Linked DNA regions of Homo sapiens: region 1 is linked to region 2. A link is a loop called in an ENCODE intact Hi-C map of the cell type or tissue named here. Cell type or tissue: chondrocyte. All regions are shown on one strand.

Region 1 (8,000 bases), 930 kb after region 2:
CTGGCCTCCCAAAGTGCTGGGGTTACAAGTGTGAGCCACCACACCCAGCCAACCCTATTTCCAAACCAGGTCATATTCTAAGGTTCCGGATGGACGTGAATTTGGCGGGACACTATGTGACCCACTCACCTTCTGCTGTCCCCCGGAGTCAAAACTATCTCAGATGGGCCCTGGCTAGTGTGAGGGCTGGTGAACCGAGAGAGCCCCTTCAGTGGGGAGCAGGGGGATGGGGCAGACGGGACGCACCGTTGAGGGCCCTGGGGCTGATGGCTCCACGCGGGAGCTGACGTTTGCCTGTGGCCTGGGGGTCTCAGCCTGCCTGGGCTCTCATTTCCCTCCCTCCGTCATCTATCCCAGTGAACTACTGGAACCGCCGTGAGTGCATCGGATGACTCCTGGCGTGGGGAGGAAGGCGGAAGATGGGGGAGACCCTCATAGGGGCACCCCCGGGCTGAGGAGGGGCGTTCAGGGAACCTCGGCCTGGGGCACGTGGCCTGTTCTCCGTGACTCACTCTGGGCTGACCCCTGCCTGCAGGGTCCGGACGTTCCCACGGGACTCACCACTGGGGCACGACACGGTGCGTGCACTCATGTACTACGCCCTCAAGGTCTGGAGCGACATTGCGCCCCTGAACTTCCACGAGGTGGCGGGCAGCGCCGCCGACATCCAGATCGACTTCTCCAAGGCCGACCATAACGACGGCTACCCCTTCGACGGCCCCGGCGGCACCGTGGCCCACGCCTTCTTCCCCGGCCACCACCACACCGCCGGGGACACCCACTTTGACGATGACGAGGCCTGGACCTTCCGCTCCTCGGGTGCGTCTGGGGCAGCCCTCAGGGCAGAGTCAGGAGCCCCAGCGGCCTGTGAGGCTGAGGAGCAGCCATGGCCCCCCCATCCCCAACCCTGCGGCTGAAAACACACGCGGCTGCTCCTGAGCACGGCTGGGCATTTCCCACTAGGCCGATCTCACAGCATCTGTGCTCGGCCCGGCTGACCTCGCTGGGTGCTGGCCTGTCGGGCAGGGACACCGCTGGCTGAGCCGAGCTTGTCCTCATCACGTTCTCAGCACCTGACAGAGCAGGAGGCCTGCGAGGCCTCTGTGGCCCCGGCTCAGTGTCACTCCCGCTAAGTCCCGTTGTCTGCAGAAGTCTCAGCTCTGCAGAGGCTGTTCTGACCTCTGGACTGTAGCCTTGGGAACCATGCAGTCCTGGGAGCCCAGGCCCGTCTTGTGGGGCCAGGGGTCAGTGCCCACAGCATTGGGCCTCAGGTCATCCGACCGACACCTGGCCCCATGTAACCCAGGCCCCAGGCACAAGGTGTTATCTGTGTGGCCTTATGCAGAAAAGGTTATCAGCCGCTCCATGAATGGTACAAAGACCCCAGGCCTGGGAAGCCCAGCAGGCCCCACAGAGCCCCCAGGGGAATCGCGTTAATTCCCAGTAACCCTGCAGAATCCCTCTGGCGCAGCCGGCATCGAGGCATCCCCATGGTCACCCCAGAGCATGGTGGGGGCCTGCTGGTCCCTCCCCGCGGGGACAGGGCCCTTCTTGCCCTTAGTTCACATGGCTCCCTGTGTCCCCAGATGCCCACGGGATGGACCTGTTTGCAGTGGCTGTCCACGAGTTTGGCCACGCCATTGGGTTAAGCCATGTGGCCGCTGCACACTCCATCATGCGGCCGTACTACCAGGGCCCGGTGGGTGACCCGCTGCGCTACGGGCTCCCCTACGAGGACAAGGTGCGCGTCTGGCAGCTGTACGGTGAGTGTCTCCCCGAAGCCAGACACAGGGCCCCTGGAAGAGGGGTCAGAAACCCCAGGCACCCCTGAGCAGAGCCCCCCCGGGAGGGTTTGCTCTCCCCGCTGTTCCCTCCACGGATGGTGCCGTGCCAGCTGGGACGCTCTGGCCTGTCCACAGAGCCCACCCCTGACGTCCCCAGAGCCCCTAGATCAGAATTCCACCTCTGCGCCCCAGACACTGGTGGAGTTACGACAGGCAGGGTTGATGGCGTCCCAGGCCTGTGCAAATCACATTGCACGTCTTAAATCATCTGATCTTTGTGGCCATATAAGGTAGGACTACTGTCCCCACTTTACAGATGAGAAAACTGAGGCACCCAGAGGTATGTAGATTGCCTGGGAAACCCAAGAGTAGCCAAGTCAGGCACCAGGGACCCCTCTGCTGGGTTCACATCAGGAAGTGAGGCAGAGCCCCTGTCCTGGGAGCTGGTGCCCCGGGGAGACAGCACACGTGCATCAGAGGCCGACGCGGTCACCTCACTTATACCCAGCCCCAGCTGCCCTCCACACCGCCCACCACACCCTGCAGTAGTGCTGCCCCTGCCGCCCGGACCCTCCCGGCCTCAGCATCGTCCTTGCCGCTTCACATGCTCTGACATCCATGCATCGTTTCCACTGTAGTAAAATTCACATCCCATGCAATTCACTTTTTTGGCCGGATGCAGTGGCTCATACCTGTAATCCCGGCACTTTGGGAGGCTGAGGCGGGTGGATCACTTGAGGTCAGGAGTTTGAGACCAGCCTGGCCAACATGGTGAAACCCTGTCTCTACTAAAAATACAAAATTAGCCGGATATGGTAGCAGGTGCCTGTAATCCCAGCTACTCAGGAGGCTGAGGCAGGAGAATCACTTGAACCCGGGAGGCAGAGGTTGCAGTGAGCTGAGATCGCACCACTGCACTCCAGCCTGGGTGGCAGAGTGAGACTGCCTCAAAAAAAAAAAAAGAAAGAAATTCACAATTTCAAGGTGTGTACTTCTATGCGTTCAGGACATTCACAAGGTTGTGTGGATGCCACCTCTATCTGGTTCCAGAACTTTTTCATCACCCACTACCACCGAAGGAGACCCGACGCCCATCCCATCCCCCCAGCCCCTGGCAACCCCTGACCTCCTTTCTTCATAGATGGGCCTCTAATGCAGCCATGCAACCTTTTGTGTCTGGCTCTTTTTTTTTGAGATGGAGTCTCACTCTGTCACCCAGGCTGGAGCGCAGTGGCGCGATCTCGGCTCGCTGCGACCTCAGCCTTCCGAGTAGCTGGGACTACAGGTGACCGCCACCACGCCCGGCTAATTTTTTGTATTTTTTTTTTAGTAGAGACGGGGTTTCACTGTTAGCCAGGATGGTCTCGATCTTCTGACCTCGTGATCCACCCACCTCGGCCTCCCAAAGTGCTGGGATTATAGGCGTGAGCCACCGCACCTGGCCTCTTTTTTTTTTTTTTTTTTTTTTTTAGAGATGGGGGTCTCACTATGTGGCCCAGGCTTGTCTCAAAACTCCTGGGCTCAAGTGATCCTCCTGACTCAGCCTCCTGAACAGCTGGGACTACAGGCATGCACTATCACACCTGGCTAATTTTTAGATTTTTTTGTAGAAATGGGGTCTCACCATGTTGCCCAGGCTGGTCTCAAACTCCTGGGCTCAAGCAATTCTCTTGCCCTGGCCTCTGAAAGTGCTGGGAATACAGGCACGAACCACTGTGCCCGGCCCGGCTTCTTCCACTGAGCATAGCGTGTTCCAGGTTCACCCCATGGTAGCATGGATTTGACCTGGATTTATTCTCATGGCTGAATAGTTTTGTCATCATGCAGCCTATAGCAGGCACTGGGTTGTCACCCCTGTTGGCTGCGGTGAACAGTGCTGTGAAGGCTGGTGTACGAGCTCCTGTGGGAACGCCTGTCTTCAGCTCTTTAGGGTGTACCCCGGGGTGGAATTGCAGGGCAGTGCTCACACACTGAGTGTTTAACTCGGCGAGGGGTCTGACTCCCACCTCGACGTCAGCTCTGGGGGCAGCAGTCTCGCTGATCGCAGCTGCGCCCCCACAGAGCCTGTCTGCTGAGTGGCCTCGGTTTCATCCCTGGGATTCAGAAGGGCTGGTGGGATGTGGGGGGAGGCGGGCGTCGGGGGTTTGAGGCCGTCCTCCTCCTTGTCTCCCGCAGGTGTGCGGGAGTCTGTGTCTCCCACGGCGCAGCCCGAGGAGCCTCCCCTGCTGCCGGAGCCCCCAGACAACCGGTCCAGCGCCCCGTAAGCCCTGGGCCCACGGTCACCACCCGCTGGGGTCTGTCTGTCCTCATCCCTGTCCCACGCAACATTTGCCCCAAATCGTGGCTCAGAGTCCTGGGAAACGCACAGCTGTGTGGCCGACTGAGCCCCCAGTGACATTTTGTCTTTTCTTAAACCCCATCTAATACCGGCCCTCCCCTGCCAGGGGTCCTGCACAGAAATGAGAACTTCAGACAAGGTTTCCTCTCCCCCTCGTCCCTGTCAGCTACTGCCATGTGACAAGCAGCCCAGCTTGAGGAATGTTTCATCAAGCTCATGGATTCCCAGCATCAGGAAGTCAGGCAGGGCCTGCGAGTGTCTGGCCTGTGCCCCCAGCGGGAGGGATGTTCACTGCCGGGGCCCACATCTGGTGCCAGGGCTGGGCCCAACTGGGACGGCCACTGGGGCTGCTCCACGAGGCATGACCCTCCCACAGCAACTGGATTCCCAGTGAAGTTGTCTTGAGAGCTGGTATTGCCAGAGGCCGGTAGAAGCTGTGACCTTGTGCCACCCAGCCCCAGATGTCACAGGACCGTACGTGTAACCCTCCCGGTTAAAGCTGCGAAGGAGCCACGCTCTGTGTCGAGTCGTCTCTCGGTGGACATGCACCTTGTCCCTGACCTTCTGTCGCTACAGCCACGTCGCTGTGAACACGCTTCTTGTAGGACCGAATTCTAGGCCCGGGCTTGGGGTCCCGTGGCGTGGGGTCCCGTGGCGTGGGTGTTTGGCACCCAGCCAGGCCCAGGGTGCTACACCAGTCTCCACCCCTGAGCTCCTGCCCTCCCCGCAGCTCCCTGGCGCTCTGTATGCTCAGAGCGTAGATCTCGGCCCCCGCCCGCTGAAGCGGTGGACAGGCACCCCCGTTTTAATTTGCCTTTAGCAGACCTCTAGGCAAGGATAGGGGCTCCACACAAGGATGCCTGTCCCATGCCGCTCAGGTCAGGGGCTCTGCCGCAGGATGCCCTGTCCCGCGCTGCCCAGGCCCCGCCTCCCAGCCCACCTGGCTCTCTCCCTGCAGGCCCAGGAAGGACGTGCCCCACAGATGCAGCACTCACTTTGACGCGGTGGCCCAGATCCGGGGTGAAGCTTTCTTCTTCAAAGGTACCTCCAGGGTTCCCGTGGCGGTTGGCTGAGGGCCATGGCCCACTCTGGGTGCAGACCGTCTCTGCAGCCCGGCCCTCCCCTCTGTGCCCCCAGGCAAGTACTTCTGGCGGCTGACGCGGGACCGGCACCTGGTGTCCCTGCAGCCGGCACAGATGCACCGCTTCTGGCGGGGCCTGCCGCTGCACCTGGACAGCGTGGACGCCGTGTACGAGCGCACCAGCGACCACAAGATCGTCTTCTTTAAAGGTGGGTGGGCCTCCCCGTCGCACTCCGGGCTTCCCGGGCCCTCTGTCCGCCTCATGGAGGGACGGAGAGGGTCCAGCCTGCGTGTAAGCCCTACGTCTGCCCAGAGGCTGGTCGAGCACAGAGCAGCTGGTTTGCTTGTGCACTCAGCAGATGCACTCTGAGCACCTACTGTATGCCCCGTCCTGAGGCAGCCGCTGTAGGCACACAGAGGGCAAAACGATGGAAAGCCCTGCCCTCGTTCTAGTCAGGCCACAGTCCACCCGCAAGTCAGGAGGAGCTGATGCCAGTGCCGTTCGGTGTGGTCAGAAATGAAGGACAATGGGGAGAGGTCTCCTTAGGGAGATGCTGTACAAGCAGAAACTAGGGAACAGTGTTCCAGCCCGGGGAACGGCCGTGCGAGGCAGGAGCAGCCCTGCCGAGTCCCAAAAACATCAAAGGGGCTGCAGCTGGAGTACCAGGGGCCTGGAGGAGGCTCGGGACAGAAGCGTGAGGGGCCGTGGCTGCTAGGGCCGGCCTGCCTCTCCCTGGTCGGCCCCGGTGCCCACCGTTCCAGGAACCACCTCGTGGCAGTGTTACAGGAAGCACTCCTTTTGCCTCCAAGTCTCCGGGAAGGGCAGGAAAGGGAGACAGTAGCAGGGGCAGGTGGGGGTGGCAGGGCTGCAGGACAGAGACCCCCATGCTGGGCTGAAACACCCGGAGTTTCCCTCACAGTCTGGAGGCCACGAGTCCGAAATCAAGGGCTAGGCAGGGTGGGTCCCCTCTGGAGGCTGTCCCAGGCCTCTCCCACATCCAGTGTCACCCTCAGCCACATCCCTCCTGCCACCGCCTCTGTCTCCACCCGGCCGTCTCCTCCCCCATCTCCGCATCTTCTCTTATAAGGAAGCCGGGCCTTGATTCAGGTCCCCTAGTCCTGTTTGTTTTTTGTTTTTTGTTTTTTGTTTTTCTGAGACAAAGTCTCACTCTGTTGCCCAGGCTGGAATGCAATGGTGTGATCTCAGCTCACTGCAACCTTCACCTCCCAGGTTGCAATTCTCCTGCCTCAGCCTCCCTAGTAGCTGGGATTACAAGGTGCCCGCCACCACTCCTGGCTAATTTTTGTATTTTTAGTGGAGACAGGGTTTCACCACGTTGGCCAGGCTGGTCTCGAACTCCTGACTTCAGGTGATCCACCCGCCTTGGTGTCCCAAAGTGCCAAGATTACAGATGTGAGCCACTGCACCCGGCCTGCCTAATCCCATCTTAACTCATCTTAACTAACACATCTGCAAAGACCCTCTTTCCAAGTAAGGTCACGTCCTGAGATTCTGGGTGGATGTGAGTTTGGAGGACGTCATTCAATCCAATGTGGCAGCCACTCCCACAGTCACGGGCGGGACCCCGTTTCCTTGCCGAGGTAAAGGGTGTTCTGCGTGTCTGTCAGGGGAACCACTTCCTGTAACTCCATCGCCTGCCCGGCCCTCAGCATTTGACTCCGTCACCCCCATCACCTGGGAGCCCTCCGGTGACTGTTCCCGGAGGCCTGATCCCTCCTGAAGGGACAGAGGCTGCAGCTACCTGGGAGGCTGAGGCAGGAGGACCACCTGAGCCAGAAGGTCAAGGCTGCACTGCACCATGATCGTGCACTGCACTCCAGCCTGGGCGACAGAGCAAGACCTTGTCTAAAAAAAAAAAAAAACCAAAATGTCACGCGCAGTGGCTCACGCCTGCAATCCCAGCATTTTGGGAGGCCGAGGCGGGCAGATTACAAGGTCAGGAAATCGAGACCATCCTGGTTAACACGGTGAAACCCCGTCTCTACTACAAAATACAAAAAATTTGCCGGGCGTGGTGGCGGGCACCTGTTGTTCCAGCTACTCGGGAGGCTGAGGCAGGAGAATGGCGTGAACCTGGGAGGCGGAGTTTGCAGTGAGGTGAGATCACACCACTGGACTCCAGCCTGGGTGACAGAGCGAGACTCCGTCTCAAAAAAAAAAAAAAAAAATCCCCAAAGACAGTACCTGGACTAAAAAAGAAAAAAGAAAATTACTTGCAAACCTCATGACCAATTGCTCCTAACCTCCCCTAGGCCACCTTGCCAAAGGCCCCAGGGTGCCCTGTAGAGCCTCCCCGAGCAGGATCCCATCACGTGCGGCTCCCCTGCCTTGCACACATTAGAAGTGTTCAGGCCGCTTCCCCCAGGTGGACCCGTCTGGCATCTCCTCCAGATCAGGTTCTGGTTTTGCACATCTGGCAGGAATGCCACCGAGGGCAGGTGTTCTGAGCCCCGAGCCGCCCTGCCTGGTGATGTTCGCTGTGGTCACCTGGATGAGGTGTGTCTGCAGGTTTCGCTACCATAAAGCCCCATTTCTGGGTGTGAGGGGTTGGTCACCTGCCAGGAGAGACTTGAGAACATGTGGGTCTCTTGCCACAGGCCGTCTCACCCCTGCTCCCCCTCTGTCCCCTGTGTCGCCTGCCCCTGCCTGGTTCCCTACCAGGCGCATCTGTCCTGGTTCCTGCTCAGCCATAGCAGGGCAGGGCCCATTGGTCCTCCCATCATCTCCTTAATCCCTCCCCCTATTTACAGACATCACAGCCCTTTCCAGTCTCCA
Region 2 (8,000 bases):
GGTGAAATGTATAATGGTAATAGTACAAAGGCCAATAAGGGAGAAATGGAAGTGTATTTTTATAAGGCTTTTATACCATACATGAAGTGATGTAATGTTACCTCAAGGTGGAGTGCAGTAGGTGTAAGATGAATGTGGTACATTCTAATGCAGCTACTAAAATAATACAGTAAAGAATTATAGCCAATAAGCAAAGCATGGAAATACAATAGAATCATTTAAAACATTTAATCTAATAGAAGGCAGAAAAAGAAGAAGGAACAAAGAATAGATAGGATAAATAGAAAATAAATGGCAAGATAATAGATTTAGATCTAACCATACCAGTAATCACATTAAATGTAAATGGTATAAATACCTCAAATTGAAAGAAAGAGATGCCAAATTGGACAATCTAGTATGCTGCCTACAGGAAACTCACTTCAAATTTAAAGGCTCAAGTAAGTTAAAAGTAAAAGAATAGAAAAAGTTACAGTATGCTAATACTAATAGCAAGGAAGCTTATTGACTATATTAACATTAGAGATAGTAGACTTTGTAGCAGAAAAACCAGGAATTAAGAGGATCATTACAAAATTATAAAGGGGATAAATTCATCAAGAAATCTTAATTATCATAAACATTCATGCACCTAATAAAAGAGCATCAAAATATGCACAGCAAAAACTGATAGATGTGCAAGAAGTAGAAAAACTACAAATATTGTCAGAGATTTTAACACCCTCACTCAACAACTGATAGACCAAGTGGACAAATACTCAGTAAAGATGAACATCATCATGAACAACATGAACATCATCATCCAAGTTGACACTTTTAAAACGATCTACTCAACAATGGTAGAATACACGTTCTTTTCAAGTGCGCACAGAACGCTTACCAAGGAAAACCATATTCTGGCCATAAGAAAAGTCCCAGTAAATTTAAAAGACTTCAAGTCACACAAAATACATAAATACATACACATATATATATACATATATATATACACATATATATATACACATACATATACACATATATATACACATACATATACACATATATATACACATACATATATACATATATATATACACATACATATATACATATATATATACACATACATATATACATATATATATACATATACATATATACATATATATATACATATATATACATATATATATACATATATATATACATATATATATATATATATATATATATATATATTTTTTTTTTTTTGAGACAGAGTCTCTCTCCGTTGCCCAGGCTGGAGAGCAGTGGTGTGCTCTTGGCTCACTGCAACCCCCACCTCCTGGGTTCAAGCAATTTTGCCTCAGCATCCCAAGTAGCTGGGAGTACAGGCGCCCGCAACCACGCCCGGCTAATTTTTGTATTTTTAGTAGAGACAGGGTTTCACCATATCGGCCAGGCTGGGTCTCAAACTCCTGACCTTGTGATCCGCCCTCCTTGGCCTCCCAAAGTGCTGGGATTACAGTTGTGAGCCACCGCACCTGGCCCCTTTTTTTTTTTTTTTTTTTTTTTTTTTTTTTTTTTTTTACAAAATATATTTTTTGGTCATGTGGAATAAAAAGTTGGAAAAATTGGAAATCAATAAAAAAAACTCAGCAAAATCTCTAAGTATTTGGAAACTCAATAACACATGTCTACCCATAAGTCAAAAAAGGAACCAAAAGAAAAATTAGCATTTTGAAGTAAATGAGAATGAAAACACAGCATGTCAAAACTTATGAGATGAGTTAAAGTGGCTTTAGGGGGAAATTTATAGCATTACATTCTTAGAGGGAAAGTTATAGCACTGAACATCAATATTTGAGTAAAATTCTTAAAATATTAGCAAATCCAAATTAACATATATATAAAGGATAATACATCATGAGCAAGTAGGCATTACCCCAGAAATGTAAGATTAACTTGACATTTAAAAATTAATCAATATAATTAAACATATCAGGAGCTACATTACACGATCATCTCAATAGAAGCCTAGTGAGCATTTGACAGACTTCAACATCCATTTCTGATTAAAACTGTCTGCAAACTATAATTAGAAGGTAGCTTCCCCATCATAATGAAAGAAATCTATGGAAAATTTACAGTTAATATATATTTATACTTAAGCAGCTAAAAAGACTTTCTCCTATGATCAGGGCAAGGCACGGGTGAGTGCCTGTTCTCATTGTGTCTACTCGATGTTGTCTGGAGGTGCAGTGCAATGTGCAATTGCTCTTGCAATAAGGCAAGAAAAAGAAATAAAAGGGAACTGGATTGGGAAGGAAAGTGTAAAGGCATTATTTATTTGCAGATGGTATATTGTATATGTAGAAAATTCTATATGATCTACAAAAAAGCTGCTATAATTGAAAAGTGGGCCAGGCACGGTGGATCACACCTGTAATCCCAGCACTTTGGGAGGCCGAGGTGGGCAGATTGCCTGAGCTCAGGAGTTCAAGGCCAGCCTGGGTAACACAGTGAAACCCTATCTCTGCTAAAATACAAAAAAGTAGCTGGGTATGGTGGCATGCACCTGTAATCCTAGATACTGGGGAGGCTGAGGCAGGAGAATCATTGGAACCCAGGAGGCAGAAGTTGCAGTGAGCTGAGATCGCACCACTGCATTCCAGCCTGGGTGACAGAGCAAGACTCTGTCTCAAAAAAAAAAAAAAAAAAGGATATAAAATCTATATACAACATGTATTGAATTTCTGTAATCATAATGAACAAGCAGAAATTGAAATAGAAATATAACTTACAAAGGCATAAAAATGATGTAGACACAAAAGATGTAAAGGACACTGCACTACAACCCACTACTAAGAGAAAGAAGGTCTAAATGAATGGGCCATAGACTGTGCTCTTGGTCTGAAAGTTTCAGTATTATTATGATGTCAATTCTCCCCAAATTGATCTATCAATTCAATGCCATTCCAATAAAAATCTCAGCAGATTTTGAAGAAATTGACATGGCGATTATAAAATTTAAATGGTAGTACAAAGGACCTAGAAGAACCAAAACAACTTAGAAAAAGATCAGTACAGTTGGTAGACTTACATTACCCGACTTTAGAATTACTACAAAGTTATCATAATTAAGACAGTGTGGTATTGGCATAAAGACAGGCAAAAAGATCAATGGAACAGAGTAGAGAGTCCAGAAATGAACTCATAGGCATATGGTTAATTGATTTTTGGCAAAGCTGCAAAAGAAATTCAACGGAGAAAAGATAATCTTTCCAACAAATTATGCTGTAGAAATTGGACATCCATAGGCAGAAAAAGCAAGCCTCAATTAATATTTTGTATCATCTATAAAATTAACTCAAAAAAGGTAATAGAATTAGCTGTAACACCTAAAACTGCTAAAATTCAGGAAGACAACATAGGAGAAAATCTTTGTTATCTTGGGTGAGGTAAATAATTCCTAGATATGACACAAGTATGATCTATAAATAAAAAAAGATTATAAATTGTACTTTATCAAAATCAAGAATTTCTTCTCTTCAAATGATGCTAAGAGAATGAAAATGTATGTATATCCCAGAATGGGCAAAAATACTTGAAAGTCACATATCTGATACAGGACTTGTATCCAGAATATACCAGAACTCTTCAAACTCAAGAAGAAAAACATGCAACCACTTTTTTTTTTTTTTTTTTTTTTTTTTTTTTTTTGAGGCAGAGTCTCCCTCAGTGGCCCAGGCTGGAGTGCAGAGGCTCGATCTCGGCTCACTGCAAGCTCCGCCTCCTGGGTTCACGCCATTCTCCTGCCTCAGCCTCCCGAGTAGCTGGGATTACAGGCCGCCGCCACCGCGCCCAGCTACTTTTTTTGCATGTTTTTAGTAGAGACGGGGTTTCACCGTGTTAGCCAGGATGGTCACGATTTCCTCACCTCGTGATCCGCCCGCCTCGGCCTCCCAAAGTGCTGGGATTACAGGCGTGAGCCACCGCGCCCGGCCCATGCAACCACATTTTTAAAATGCATAATTTCCTTCTTTTTTAATTTTTGAAATGGGGTCTTGCTCTGTCACCCAGGCTGGAGTGCAGTGGTGTGATCATAGCTCACTACAGTCTCGACCTCCTGAGCTCAAACCATCCTCCTGCTTCAGCCTCCTGAGTAACCGGGACTACGGGCACGTGCCACCATGCTTGGTTAATTTTTATTTTTTAATTTTTTGTAGAGATGGGGTCTTACTATGTTGCCTAGGCTGGTTTCAAACTCCTGGTCTCAAGACGACCTTGGCCTCCCACGGCGCCGGGATTACAGGTGTGAGCCAACATGCCTTGCCCAAAATGCGTAATTGTCTTTTTATTTGTATTTGTTCATTCGATACATATTTATTGGTCACCTGTGCCAAACCCTTTCTAGACGCTCAGTGATTCTTGGTAAACCAAGCAAGAGGTCCCTGTCCTCTGGGACTTGTTTGTGGGGCACACAGATATTTGCTGTCCAGCTGAAATATGTGCTATGGGGTAGGGCGCCTGACTGTCTAATGCACCTCCGCATCCCCGGCACGCAGGACCCGGCCGGGCTGCCGCCTCTCAGAATCGCTGTGCAATTGGCGATTGCGACATTCATGGAATAAATTCCCCTTCGCGACACATGGGGACGCTCACGCTCCACGCTGTGGCCACACTCTTACGCGCCTTTGTTCAAATGGTCCGCGGTAATCACCCCTCCAGCTCACCTTCTCAAAAAGGGGACGTGGATGAGGCTCTCATGATTAATGATCGCAGTACGGATTTGTAACTTATTACGGAAGAAAAGCCACATCAAGCAGGTGTCGTTTGGAACAAGAGAGATTCGGCTGCCTAAGCAGTACCAAAGGACGGTGTCCTTTTCTGGGTCACATTTTAATTTTCTTTTCAGGTCTTGCAGAACAGCGATTAGTTCATTGCTAATGAAATCCTTAAGTGCTTCAGAGCATTACAACTTAGGGGAGGAAAGACTGGTGTGTCTTCTGAGACGCCCTGAGCAGCACAGACGACTAGAAATGCGTTTACGCTCGGCTGCTTGGGCTGATTGCCTTTGCAAAGAGGCACATGAAACCGCAGATATCTGCATGCACAGCCAGCAAAGGAATCGTAGAAATAACAACGTTATTGGGAAGTCATATTTTAAGCCGAGGCAGACGCTGTGCCACTGAATACCTAGGGTAGTTCAGATGCACCTAATATCCAGGTTTTTAGGGGAACTAATACGTGTGTGTGGAGCTGTGTCTTGAAATAATTCAATGTTCTAAGCCTCAGTGAAATCGTGTCTCTGGAAGGTCAATCATTGAAGGTATAACGTAAACACTCAAGAAAACAGGGAGACTTTGTGGCAGCTCTTAACGTCGTGACGCCAGCTGCAGTAGCTCTGTCAATTGTGGGGGCATCAGATAAATCAATTTAAGCTGGAAAAGTCCTTTGAGGTATCCAGGTGGTTCGTAAGGCCACATAAGTCTGTCAAATATCATCGCTTTAGAGATTTCTGAGATTTCAGAGGATATCAGGTCTTGATGCTTGGAAAGAGGCAATCGGCAAGATTTTAGCAAAGGGACTCTGAGACAAAAGCCACAGGTTTTTGTTCGTCCATGCATGCTTTCCTCAGTTTCACTGTGCAGCACCTCTCAAACTTTCATGAGAAATTTGGGGTGCCCTGGCACTCTGTGTTTTTCTAACCGGCTCCCGGCCGACACTGAGGCTAGTGGTTCTTGAACCACGCGTCGGTATTAGGGTGCTGTGCAGTACGTAGCTCGAGGAAGGCACTTCCACAGAAGGCAGTAGCCTACCTCCACCCTGTTTACCACCTGCAGGATTCATCTCATCTCTTCACTCAAGAAAATTGGGCAGCCCTGTGCGGGAGGCCTGACTTGCACTAGCGGCTGGAGACAAAGGGTGAGTCAGACTCAGCTTGGTACCTCTCCTGTTGAGGCTTATTATTTTAGTTTGGGAGACAAGCACAGAGACTGGTAATTCCTAACTTTTAAATGCTGTCAGCGAGGAAGCGCAGCGGGCAGCTGTGAACGTGTCTAACGGGGGCTGTGAGCTTCAGAAGTCGGGGAAGTGCTGAGGTTCAAGGAAGAACCGGGGTTCATTGGCCAAGAGAGCCACAGGTGGGGTGGGGTGGATCATATTCCAGGGAAAGGGGGCGTGTGTGCAAAGCCTCTGAGGCAGGAGGGATGCGGGCTTTTGGAGGACCCGGCTGGTCTGTGTGGTTGGAACATGGTGGGCACACGCTGGGTGAGCGTGGAGTATCTGGAGGTGAGGCTAGCGTTGGTGGGATCCTGGTAATCCCGCTAGGACACCGGGTCATCCTCCGTCATTAGATGATGGTAAAGATAGTGGATATCAGGGGAAAGTGGGGACTGACGGCTCCCCTTTTCACGATAAGGGTGGCGTGTTTCCATTTGACGAACGGACCCCCTTACTAAGTACCTGTTAGCGCAGGTGACACCCACCTGCTCCGCGAGCTCAGTAGACACCCATCTCCACGAGGGGGGCAGCAGAGCAGAACGCTGAGGCTCGGAGTCTGAACCTTGAGAAAGATTTCGTCGTGGAATTCTAGAATTGATAGTTCTGCATCTAGACATATTCTAGACATCTAGACATATTCTAGATGTCTCGATAGAAGCTGTGCGCTAACAGCGGCCCACACGCGCCTGCTCACTTCAGGGGTCCTGTTTCAGTTCCTTCAGGGTGGCTGGTGTCTAGGCGAGAACGGCATCTGGAGAGGGAAAGGTCACCCCTCCCTGACCCGCGTTGCACTCGTCAGGAACGTGGCACAACCTCCCAGTATTAATTCCCACCGCGCCCTGTGGCGGGGCCCTGGCAGACATGTAGATTTGCCAGACGGCCAACGTGATTGCATCCTTCATTAGCTATGAGGTGGTGCAGGAGGAGCCGTCGACTCCAGGGGTGGCAGGTGGTTTGGGGGCCAGGTGGCCAAGTTTATGGAGTGCCTATGGTTTCACCCCACCTTGCAGGCATCGGGCTGGCGGCCCTCGCCTCTGTGAGCCTCACAGGCTTTCTGCACTCAGAGAAGGGAGCTGGTGGCAAACAGGCCTTGAAGAAGGGGAGAAAGTAGCTGTCAGGTGCGGCTACTCAATGCTGCCATCAGCTTAGAATTGTAAAGGGAACTGTTTGAACCAGGGCACGAGAAGAGTGGTTTTCTTTTATTTTCTTTTGTTTGTTTTGGTTGAGGCTAAGATTTCCCCATGACCTCAGAGCATCGAGGGCCAGCCCATTTCCAAAGGGTCTGCCGGTCTAACGTCTCTGTTGCTCATACTTAGCACCTAAAACTCATGTTCCTCCATGTCAAAATCATATTTCTCTATTTGAAATCATATTCCCTCATGTTGAAATCATATTCCCCCATGTTGAAATCATATTCCCCCATGTTTAAATCATATTTCCCCATGTTTAAATATTTCCTCATGTTGAAGTTATATTTCTCCATGTTGAAATCATATTCCCTCATGTTGAAATCTACTTCCCCATGTTGAAATCATATTTCCCCATATTTAAATCATATTCCCTTATGCTGAAATCATATTCCATGATGAAATCATACTTCCCCATGTTTAAATCATATTTCCTCACGTTGAAATCACATTCCCTCATGTTGAAATCATATTTCCCTATGTTTAAATCATATTTCTCCATGTTGAAATCATATTTCCCCATGTTGAAATCATATTCCCCCAGGTTGAAGTCATATTTCCCCATGTTTAAATCATATTCCCTCATGTTGAAATCATATTTCCCCATGTTTAAATCATATTCCCTCATGCTGAAATCATATTCCATGATGAAATCATACTTCCCCATGTTTAAATCATATTTCCTCACATTGAAATCACATTCCCTCATGTTGAAATCATATTTCCCTATGTTTAAATCATATTTCCCCATGTTGAAATCATATTTCCCCATGTTGAAATCATATTTCCCCATGTTGAAATCATATTCCCCCATGTTGAAGTCATATTTCCCTATGTTGAAATCAT

What was found. Hi-C counts contacts between places; a loop is a spot of excess contacts. Peaks named below come from ENCODE experiments on the same cell type or tissue, not always from the same donor. Only the 100,000 strongest peaks of a DNase experiment are listed, where the experiment ranks them.
Region 1: it touches region 2 in a loop (5-fold over the local background); 15 of 110 quality-filtered maps call a loop at or near these places.

The regions. Positions count from the first base shown.
Region 1 is chr12:131,840,038-131,848,037 of GRCh38, forward strand. It overlaps MMP17 (matrix metallopeptidase 17), which reads left to right. Exons shown (of 10, transcript NM_016155.7): 4 at 536-819; 5 at 1,587-1,763; 6 at 3,960-4,044; 7 at 5,081-5,163; 8 at 5,260-5,412. Among named protein-coding and RNA genes, the nearest start is that of MMP17, 16 kb to the left of the region's middle. In chondrocyte, no CTCF peak of the experiment used is centred here; DNase peaks (open chromatin) are centred at 283, 578, 1,614, 4,045 and 1 weaker place.
Region 2 is chr12:130,911,754-130,919,753 of GRCh38, forward strand. No RefSeq gene overlaps it. Among named protein-coding and RNA genes, the nearest start is that of ADGRD1, 38 kb to the right of the region's middle. In chondrocyte, a CTCF peak has its summit at 4,624; no DNase peak of the experiment used is centred here.